Linked DNA regions of Homo sapiens: region 1 is linked to region 2. A link is a contact called in ENCODE Hi-C or POLR2A ChIA-PET data. All regions are on one chromosome and are shown on one strand. Each heading gives the region's core, a stretch centred on a gene start or an enhancer-like site at or near the end of the contact. The rest is flanking DNA. Distances are from core to core; before and after follow the strand shown. Region 1 overlaps ARFGEF3 (ARFGEF family member 3). Region 2 holds the start of ARFGEF3 (ARFGEF family member 3).

Region 1 (5,392 bases), core at 367-2,866, 89 kb before region 2:
AGTCAGGAAGTCTAGTGTCTTTAACAGTTCAAATTACCCCCAGGAGAAGGGGGTGGAAGGAACAGAAAGGCTCATGCAGGCCAACTAGAAACTTGAAGAGATAGGAAGGAAGTAAAGAAAAGTTAACAGTAGACAGTGCTAAGGCCAGAGGTTACATCCACACAACTGCCAAATTGAGAAAGACCACACAATTGTAAGACAGAGGATAGTGAGGGGGTGGAGTCCTTTATGTGCCATTTAATACACTGACATTGATATTAGTATTTATGTGCCATTAAATACACTGACATTGATATTATGCTCTAAAGCCCTTTGTCAAAATTCTTCCATGGTCTGTCCACTAAAAATACTGTTTTTATTTTCTTTTAAGGTTTATAGAACTAAACAAAAACAAAGAGACAGTTTGTAGCCCTTTATAGAAAAAGGTTCCTGACCCATATTCTAAAATCTCCCTTGTCCAAAGAAAGCTGTATAGTGATTAAATAATGTTATTATTCTGTAGAAGGGAATGCCACTTATATTTGGATATACTCTGTCTACCACGCCCTTTGAGGGTGGAAGAAGAAATGGGGAAAGGCTGAGTCTCCACAAAAGTTATTACTATTTGCCAAGAGGAAGGTGATGGATGGAGGAAGAGTAAGAAATGATGAGCCATTCTTGAGCCAGGTAAGGACTTCACATTTCTAGGCTTCTAGTCCTACAAGCTTCCCTATGCTTTTGACCAAGACGTAGCTCCTGACATGAAACAGCATGTTTCTTCACTCTTACGGGACTGGACAGACATATAAGCAAGTAGATAAAGCACTGGTAGGAAGGGCTGTGAATGAATACCTTAACGCAAGGTTCTATGAGACCATATGGCAGGAGCAACTTCTTAGAAAGAATGTCCACAGGACATGCTGTCTTAGTAGATCCTAAAGTTCAAGTAGGAGACTGTGGCATGGTGAAGCAGAGGAAAAGGTGTGACAAAATATCAGGGTGGAGGAGGAAGGGATTTGGGCTGAGAGGTTTGTGGCTAAAGCACAGGGTGTGAGGGTGGTATCAGCCCAAGAGGTGGACAGAGGCCCGATCAGGAAGGGTCCTGTAGGCCACACTAAGATGTCTGGAACTTTATCTGGAGGTAAAAGAGTGATATGACCAGATCTGTATTTCAGAATGTTCAATTTGTTTGCTTTACGAGGAAGAGAGTGGACAGGACAAATCAGAGGGCCATGGTGTCAATTGTAAGCCATATTTAAAAAATCACTTCTGGAAGGATTGCCTTCACTGTAGTCTCAGTTAATCATTCTGACCAATCACTTGACCTGTTATTAAGAAGAAAAATTATGAAATGCTCCAATTCAAAAATTTCTCTTTTTCTTTCAAACTGTCAGTCTAGCATCACAAAACGAAAACAACTATAGACAGGAAAGACTCTCAATTTCTGAAATCATTGGAAATAAGTCCATAGAAAAGCTATGAGTCATCAAGCTATTGGCAAAGTGTGCCATGGTGAATACTTCAACCCCCAGGTTATCAGACTCGCTGACAGGGAACACATTGCCAAGGTAACTGGCCTGAGAGTCTCCTTGGAGACTGAACGCAGCAGCTTTTCCGTGGGTTGCGGCAGTCTGGAAAACAGATGATCGTGCCCATGCATGAGTCACACCATTAAAGGAGCTGTTTAAAACGTAAGCACCTTCCACTAGATACACACACGCACGTACGCAGCATGTATGCGTGTAAAAGCTGTCCTTGTACAAACAAGTAAGTAGAATGCACAAGGCAAAAAGTAACCTAGAAACCAGCCAACTCTTTCAAAACACATGAGGGAAAAATCTGTCTACTTAGGAGGGCTGTAAGTCACTTTTCTTGGTCTTTTCTGTGAGCATTTCATGGTTGGCAGGCTTAGTATCTGCTGGTCTCATTCTCTGCTCATCACTGAACTTCTTCCCAGGTGCACGATCTGTGGAGAACAACGCTCAGGCGTGGACCCGCAGGCCGTGAAGGCAAAGCAGCCACCCCTCCTGGCAAGGCTACTGGGAGGGCAGCCTAGCACGTTTTGTATCTCTGGAGCTCTTAGAGTTTTGTTTTGAACCATTTTGACTTTGCTTTCCTTAGAAATAGATTTGAATTTAGTTAAAGAAAGGAGAGAAGAAATTAAGTGTGTAAGGAGTGAAATGGAATTAAGACAGACAGTGGGAATGCTTTGGCAGGCCCCATCTATTCCAAGCCTGCGTTGGTATAGGTTTCGCTCTAACATTCTCTGTTCTAGGAGGAGAGAGAAGCAGGGAAAGAGTGGTGGGAAACAGGCAGAGAATAAGTAAGTATCTTTCTAAGTCCAATTATCCTTCCAGAAATTCTTGGATTTAAAAAGCATCATGTAACTCAACTTGCCTAACATAGGATTCTATTAATACCACATCTCCAAGGCATGCGAGGGAGTGTTCTGCGTACCTGAATACATTTTCTGAATCCTCCCAAGAGTCCAAGCATATCATGAACACACACCCCTACAGAGCTAAAGCCCTAAGAGGCACTGATTTTGGAAATGGCTGTTGAGGTTAGTAAATACTGATTCTGGTGTGATTTCAGAGGAATCGCCTATTCAGAGAGTAGAAGAGGCATCCAGTTTAGCTAATAGAAATAAAGGAATTAAGTTAGTAAAATCAGAAGCAATGGTACACAAGTAAAAACTTAGCAAGGAGAATGAACAGAAGCACCAGACTGAGAGCAGCTGGTGCACGGGACTATCTTACCAGGTGGACATAAAGGTCTTCCCTTACAGCTATGCTAAGCATCCTGTGCCCCCAGCATCTTTAGCAAAAGGCCCCCATTTTAGGGTAATGGAGTCGTGATGGCAAATACCAAAATCATACAAAGCAATCAATTTCTAGAGGCAGAACTATGACCAGGGGAATTGTACTGGAAAATCAAACAAGACTGAGAATCCTATAAAATCATTAAGCTCTAAAATAACATGCCTAAAGCCATCTTTGATCCAATGTACAATGAGAAATCCTAGAAACATATGCACATGAATTCTTTTCTCCATTTAAAACCTATTCTCAAACTCCTGACCTCAAGTGATCCACCCACCTGGGCCTCCCAAAGTGCTGGGATTACAGAAGTTAGCCACCAAGAGACCAGCCTAGCCAACATGGTGAAACCTCGCCTCTACCAAAAATATAAAAAATTAGCTGGGTGTGGTGGCGCATGCCTGTAGTCCCAGCTACTCAGGAGGCTGAAGCAGGAGAATTGTTTGAACCCAGGAGGTGGAAGTTGCAGTGAGCCCAGATCACGCCTCTGCACTCCAGCCTGGGCGACAGAGTGAGACTGTCTCAAAAAATAAAAATAATAATAACAAAACAAAAACAAAATACCTATTCTTAAGTCATGTGGTTAAGAAATGCTTTGTTTTTCAGTGACTGATTGAAATCTACAACCTTTAGTTTCTAATATGTATGTGTGTGCATTTGCAGTGTTTGTTTGTACAATGCATTTTCCTAACAATCTACAGTCAAATTTCTGATGTACACAGCCCAGTGTTCTTAACTGTGTGATGACTAGAATTAGCAGCAACTATTCTAAAAGCAAACAAACCAGTTTAAAGCAAATGTATGTCAAATATTTACTACATGAGAGGGATTCCTGGAGCTGATGGGGGTTCCTGGGTGGCTGGAACCATCCAGGTTTAAAGAACCATGAACTTGAACCCCAGAATGCCAGGCATTCACTGGACCTACTCTAAGACTCTTTTCTGACTAAGGAACAATGGTATGTTTTAAGCCTATCCGTGTTGGGCCTACAGACTCATTCTGCCTTATCTTGCTGGCTAGGGGACTTATTTATTTTATTTATTTATTTATTTCGGAGTTTTGCTCTTGTTGCCTAGGCTGGAGTGCAATGGCGCAGTCTCAGCTCATGCAACCTCTGCCTCCCTGGTTCAAGCGATTCTCCTGCCTCAGCCCCCCTAGTAGCTGGGATTACAGGCACCTGCAACCACGCCTGGTTAATTTTTTGTATTTTTAGTAGAGATGGGGTTTCACCATGTTGGCCAGGCTGGTCTCGAACTCCTGACCTCTAGCTAGGTTTTAATTACTAACTGGCATAACTACCATGAGCCTCTCCCACGTTTCTAGCACTTAAAAACTCCAGATTTTTCCCTTAGAAAACTACTCAGAAAAAAAGTTTAGCTAATTAGTTTTCCCTTGCTTGTGAAGTAACAAATGCAGTCTTTATATTTTTTGTAGTTCTGGTGGTCTTCGTTCTATTCCCTGCCAATGCTAGGACCTGGGGGTGGAGCAGGGGTAAGGGAGAAGCACCCCCGACAGCTGGAAGTACCTGGCTGCCACCGGCGAGGCTGTGGTGTCCCCTGGTGAACACAAACAAGTTCACAGGGTTAAGATCAGATGAGGACTCACCATGACTGCGCTGGAACAGGATGAAAGCCAATCAGCGGCCATGCCTGAACAGAGGTCTTCTTTTTTAAAAGGGCTCTATATGACCACAAAAATGAACAAATGTCCCTCTCCCCTATGACTGACTCCCACTTCTTCTTCTATGACAACTCTAGCTCCCATCTGTTCATCCTGTCTGCTAGAAAAACTTAAGATGCCCAGTGCTAGAATTGCGCCTACTTTCTGACAGCACCCAATCTTTGAACAGAACGCTCAATTTTTAACCCATTCTAAGTCACCTAACTCATGTTAAAATCCTATAACAACCCTTCCTAACACCCTTTTACTGTCCTGTGGTTTCCCGTGGTGGACAGGCTCCCTCATATAAGAAGTTACTAAAATGAATCCTGTTAACTTCAGGTGTTCCTGGAGCTCTTTGGCTGATGGGCATTCCCAGTCTTTTAAGTGAATTTTCTCACTCAATCTTACAAAAACATGAATGCGTTTTATATGACTGATATTATATTCTATACAATATTATAGTAATTATCATAAGAAATAGTCTATTAATTATTTTATAGGATACACAGACTTAGGGTGGTTCAGATCTTTGTCCAAAGTCACATGCCAGTAAGGGGCAAAGCGTGGGTTTTAACCCAGGTAATCCAACAAAGATAATGTAGTTGAGCCAATAGTGATTAAACACCACTCTTGATTGGGTCTCAGGAGAAAATATGCCAATAGAAACATATTCCAACTCTGCTATACCAGCTGTCTGTGTTATGATGGAGGGGAACTGGACGGGGATGAGGACTTAGCACTAGAACAGATCAGACCTCTGGTCATTGATGGGTAGAGTGAACACATGACCTATCCAAACCAGAACACCTTTGAGAGTGAAGGAGGGTAATTATAATTATTACACAACAGGTAAAATCTGGGACTGTCCCAAGCAAAGCAGGTGGCATAGGGGCCTTACAGATGGGGTCGCTGCAGTTGGTGCTAGAGCCCTC
Region 2 (5,213 bases), core at 302-2,801:
ATCTGTGACCCTTCATTAGAGGCATTTTGGAATCTAGCTTCGAATCACGCTGCTGAATGACAATGGCAACGGCAAAAATAGTACTGTGGCTTTAAGAGCCTTGCTGTTCTCTCAGATTTCTGGTCCATTTTTCTTTAACAGTAAGCTAGAATGGTCAAGTGCTGGTTCTACCTACAAGACAAACTTCCTAGACAATATTCTAGACAATTTTGTGATGATAGGCACAGGTTTAAAAAAAGATGCTGCTATAATTACCTGTACACACACCCAAACATATGTGAATTAAGACCATCTACATATTAAGAGTCACCTAAACCACTCTCAAAATTTTACATTTAGTGGAAAACCTGCTAAAGGCTCTTCTCTATCTCAGGCTGCATCAAAGCACACACAGTGTCATGACAGACAGTGATGGTTCTTGGTTGCAAGGGAAAGGGAGTCAATTTCATTTTTCAATTGAGTGGCAACTGAGGCATCACATCAGGCTCCAGCAAGGCAGAGAGAGGAGCCCATAGAGCTAGCTGCGCTGGCTTCTTCTTGGCCTTTCCTTTCTAAAAAGCATCACCATCACCCAAAGTATGCTTCTGATCTATTTGCATTACCATCCTGACCATTTTGATTGCCCAAACCCCGCCTAACTGAAATGTCTTTCCGTTTTTTTCCGCTGCTGAGTTCTGCAACCTGAGTCTGATGAGAAACACAAATTTGCTCCCTGGAACTTACTTCAACGCTAGCACAGCTCACAGCCCTAAAATCCCACCTGTCTGAAGGGCAGACCACAACAGAATTGCAGAGGTAACATGATCCCCGCCCGTATGTTATTTTTCATGTGCAATAACCAGGAAAGCTAACACTAAGCAAGCTGACCTCTATCAGGAAAATCAAATTAAACAAGCCTTTCCTTCCTGGTTCCACTCGCCAAGGATTCGACATCGGGGTTGTTGGTTTAACTTCCCTTTTCCCCAGAGGCGCTTCGCTGTCAGGCCCCAGGATTCGCACCGGCTCCGGGTCCTGCCTAACTCGGCGATGGGGAAGCATCGTCCCCAGCGCCGGGACCAGGAGAAGGGGGCCGCCAGGCAGGGAGGACAGCGGTTCCCGAGGAAGGTTTCGGAGAGTGAAAGAGACCGGAGGGGAGGCGGCTGATGTCCACGCCCGAGCCAAGACTCTCAAATCCCACATCAATTTCCCGAGGCGACTCTCGCAATCGCCAGAACGGCACCCATGACCGACGCTCCGCGAAAGCCCCACGCGCGGAGGCGCGGGTTCAGCCCCGGCCGCGCGGCCCTCCCGCCGCGGCGAGCAGGTGCCGGACGCTTACCCAGGGCCCAGGTGCAGCTCTCCTTGATGGCTTTGTACTTGCTCCCGGACGCCTCCTTCTGCAGCTTCCTCAGGATTTCTTCCATCTTGACCTTCCAGGCGCCGGGCCGCCGCCCACAGGGAGAGAAGCGCGGGCGAGCCGGGCCGGGGAAGCCGCCGCTGCCTGGCCCTGGGCGCCTAGGCGGCCGCCGCGCGCGCCCCCATGCCGCCCCGGCGCGGATGCTGATGAATCACGCCCGCTCCATGCCGCGGGCCACGTCAGCCCCGCGCCCCGCCCGCCGCCCCGCCCCGCCCGCCTGGGTCAGGTGCGCTCCGCTCGGCGGCGGCTGCGGGCTGGGGCCGGAGAGTGAGGCTGGAGGCCGCTGACCTGACCGCCGAGGCAGGCCCCGCGGGCGCCGCGCTTAGCGGAAAGGTGGGGACGGATGTCCGGAGCTGGCTCGCCAGCCGCCGGGAGGGAGCGCCTGGTCCGCGGCGGGCGGCGGGAGGCAGGCGGGGAGGGGCCTCGCCGCGGTCTTCGCACCCCCTGAGCCGACGGTGGCCGCGGGCGGAGTCGGAGCGGCCCAGCCCGGACACCGGGACCCCCAGCGTGGTGCAGGCGCCGCGCCCGCTGCATCCCGTCGTCTGCTAACCGGAAAATTCTTGCGTTCAGTCACTAACAGCTTTTTTGGGCCACTCCCTGTGCCAGGCTCGGGCGATGCAGCGTTGCACACACTGTGCCCCTGCCTGCAGGGAAACTCCAGTCAAGCTTTCAACACGCGGCGGGCGGTGGGCTGCGGTGGGGCTGGGGTAGAGCTTGATATGCCCAAGGAAACCAGGCCCAGAGAGGCTGGGTTACTTCCCAGACCAACAAGAGTTAGACTCCAAACACGTCCTGAATCCAAAGCCCCTTCTAAAAACCCCTATCTCCTCCCCTTCCCATCCTCTCTTGCGCTGAATTGCTGCCCTGTGAAAAATGTGGTGCACAAGGGCCGCCGCAGCAGAGGGCTTCTCATTGGGGTGAAAAGGGGGAGCCCCAGGAGACTCACGCGGGCGGTGGGGAAGGCAGTGTGACAGGGCACCCCGTGTTTCCTTTTTCTTTGAAAATGTTCCTGTGGTGGAAGTGAGGATGATGGACTGCAGAGGGGCAGACTGGCAGCTGGGAGAACAAAGGTTCTGCAGGAATCTAGAAACCAATTAGGCCAAGGGTGGGTAGAAGGGGAATAAAGGAAAGTATGTCAAGAGATATTGAAGGGTAGAAACAATAGGATTTAATGACACAATAGGGGAGAGACGGTGTATATGGGATGGCTTCCAGGTTACTTGTTTAGGAAATTGGGAGGATGGTGGCCCCATTCTTTAAAGAAGAGAAGATAAAAAGGGTTTGGATTAGGGGGGATATATGAGTTCAGTTTTGAACATGTTCAGATTGAAATGATAATGAGATACTTGTAGATTTTTTTTATGGACAGGAACTCAGGATAGAGCTCTGGGAGGGATGCCAGTATTTGAAGGGTGGTAAATATAGGAGTTGTTGATGCCTCGAGTTTGACAAAGGTTGCACAAGAGAGGGAGTGACGGCCCCCCTAATTCTCAAATCATGGGTACAGGAGCAAGGGCCCAGGGAGGAGGCTGAGAGGAGCAGTCCGAAATCCGAGGTGTAGGGGGTCAGCCAGGGGAGGGACTGCCATTGGAGGGTGTCCAACACATGGGGATGTCAGACTACTCCTTCGGCGCTCTTGGTACTGAGGAGGCAAAACCTACAAAGTCCCAGCCCCCAAGGATGCTTCTACCGCTACCCTCACGCCCAGTGAAGCCATCATTTAAAGAAAGGTTTAAAAAAAAAAAAGTAAAAACGCCGCAGCAGATAATGTACTTGGGTTAAAGAAAATTGTTAACTATTTGGAAAAATATATAGATCACAACTTTATATCGTGTAGCAAAATAAATTACAAATGTATTAAAAATTAAATTTAAGAATTAAATGATGAAAAGTTTAGAAGAAAGCATAAGTGAATATACTTATCTTAATGCATTAAGATTATTTCTAACAAACTAAGGCAGAAACTGAAGGAAAAAAGGTCAATAGATTTGACTATTTGAATATTTAAGACCTTTATGCCAAAAGTTTCATACAAAATTAAAAAGCAAATGATACTCTGAGGGATGGATTGAAGGAAGAAAAGATGATACCTCTAAATCTTAATTATATGTGGATTTATATTTTTGAATCTATTTTAAAGTATTTACTAGTTTTACAATTAAAAACAATTTCGTTTAAGCTGCAAACTAGGAAAATGTTTATATTAATGTCAGACATATAAAGTTTGAATAGCTTTGTTAAAAAAAAAAAGCTTTAACAAAGAATTAAAAAACAAATGCTCCTTCTTTTTTAAAAAAGCCAATATATATAAAGTCAGTTTACAGAGGAGAGAATACATATGACCCCATAAACTTATAAAAAATGTTCAAGTGCCTAATAAAGAGAACAAACTTTTAAATAAGATGCTATTTTCTATTAATCAAATTGACTGAGAGATTTTTTAAATGTTATTGAAGGAGCTGAACAACAAGGTCCTCTCATGTCTTGGGTGCTGGTCAGAGTGTAACTTGGTACTACATTCCTGGAGGGAGGGAGCCTGGATGTGTATGTGGCATAGGTATAGCTTTGACCTAACAATTCCACTTCTGGGAATTCATCCTAAGAAAGTGATTATGGAAATGGATAAGGATCTTTCTACAAGCATTTCAGTGTGTCTTTCAATTCTAAAAAAAGAGAAAACTAAATATGCAACAAGGATATGGATAGATAACCCATGATATATTCATAAAGCATCATATTATATAGCCTTTGAGAATAATGTGGGGGACTAGGCATGTTGGCTCATGCCTGTAATCCCAGCACTTTCGGAGGCTGAGGCAGGCAGATTGGTTCAGCCGAGGAGTTTGAGAGCAGCCTGGGCAACATGGCAAGACCTCATCTCTACTAAAAAAAAAAATTGTTTTTAATTTAAAAAGAATAATGTGGGAGAGAAATATTGAATAATATGAAAAGTGGTGTCGGGGGCAGTGGCTCACACCTGTAATCCCAGCACTTTGAGATGCCAAGGCAGGTGGATCGCCTGAGGTCAGGAGTTGGAGACCAGCCTGGCCAACATGGTGAGAACCCCCCTGCCTCTACTAAAAATACAAAAATTAGCCGGGTGTGGTGGCACATGCCTGTAATCCCAGCTACTCAAGAGGCTGAGGCACAAGAAGTGCTTGAACCCTGAGGCAGAGGTTGCAGTGAGCTGAGATCTCGCCACTGCGCTCCAGCCTGGGCGACAGAGCAAGACACTGTCTCAAAAAAAAAAAAAAAAAAAAAAAAAAAAAAAAAAAGACAGAGAAAGAAAAAAAAAAAGAAAAGTGGCTTATACTATATACTTAAGTAAGCAAATTGTAAAATGCTATGTACTTTTGTATACTACATGATTCCAATTTTATTTAAATATTTGATGTAGATGTATATATAAGTTCAAAAATACATGCATATATGTACATACATATCTATCAAAAGTACATACAAAATATTAAGTGATTATCTTTGATGGGCTTATAGGTGAGTTTATTTTTCATTAAATATTTTTACTTTTATAATCAGAAGTGTTATTCTAAAAAAAAAAGTGGCACAAAAATGAAATAAAAGTAGTATCCAGGCAACAAGGTCAACATCCAGAGAAAGGACAAAGATAAACACAGAAAATGATGTAATGAATGTGAGAGAGTTAGGATCCCGTGGAAGCCAGACCCGGGAGAAATGATGACTGCAGCCTGGTTGCAGTGGATTAAGAGCTGGTGAAATCACACGGATAAACAACCCAGTGGATGGCTATGAAGGAAAGTAAACACCTTTCTACTTTTTTTCTATAACTCACAGTAGA

The links. Hi-C counts contacts between places; a loop is a spot of excess contacts on that map. ChIA-PET counts read pairs that join two places held with the same protein, here RNA polymerase II (POLR2A). Pooled maps may share reads with other maps.
Region 1: a pooled map shows a loop between it and region 2 (4-fold over the local background). The contact joins the enhancer-like site here to the promoter of ARFGEF3 in region 2. A Hi-C loop is called at or near these places in 1 of 50 pooled maps. POLR2A ChIA-PET finds 5 or more read pairs at or near these places in 2 of 52 experiments (H1 and common myeloid progenitor, CD34-positive).

Annotation. Positions count from the first base shown.
Region 1 is chr6:138,247,280-138,252,671 of GRCh38, reverse strand. All of the region lies in intron 8 of ARFGEF3 (ARFGEF family member 3), which reads right to left. Among named protein-coding and RNA genes, the nearest start is that of PBOV1, 31 kb to the right of the region's middle. RefSeq lists an enhancer at 1,283-1,452. Within about 2 kb of position 1,616, at least 10 of the 41 ENCODE cell types and tissues checked have a DNase peak (open chromatin) inside an H3K27ac peak, as active enhancers do.
Region 2 is chr6:138,158,277-138,163,489 of GRCh38, reverse strand. It overlaps ARFGEF3 (ARFGEF family member 3), which reads right to left and starts at 1,551. Exons shown (of 34, transcript NM_020340.5): 1 at 1,319-1,551. The coding sequence starts at 1,403. RefSeq lists a silencer at 1,449-1,678 and an enhancer at 772-1,742.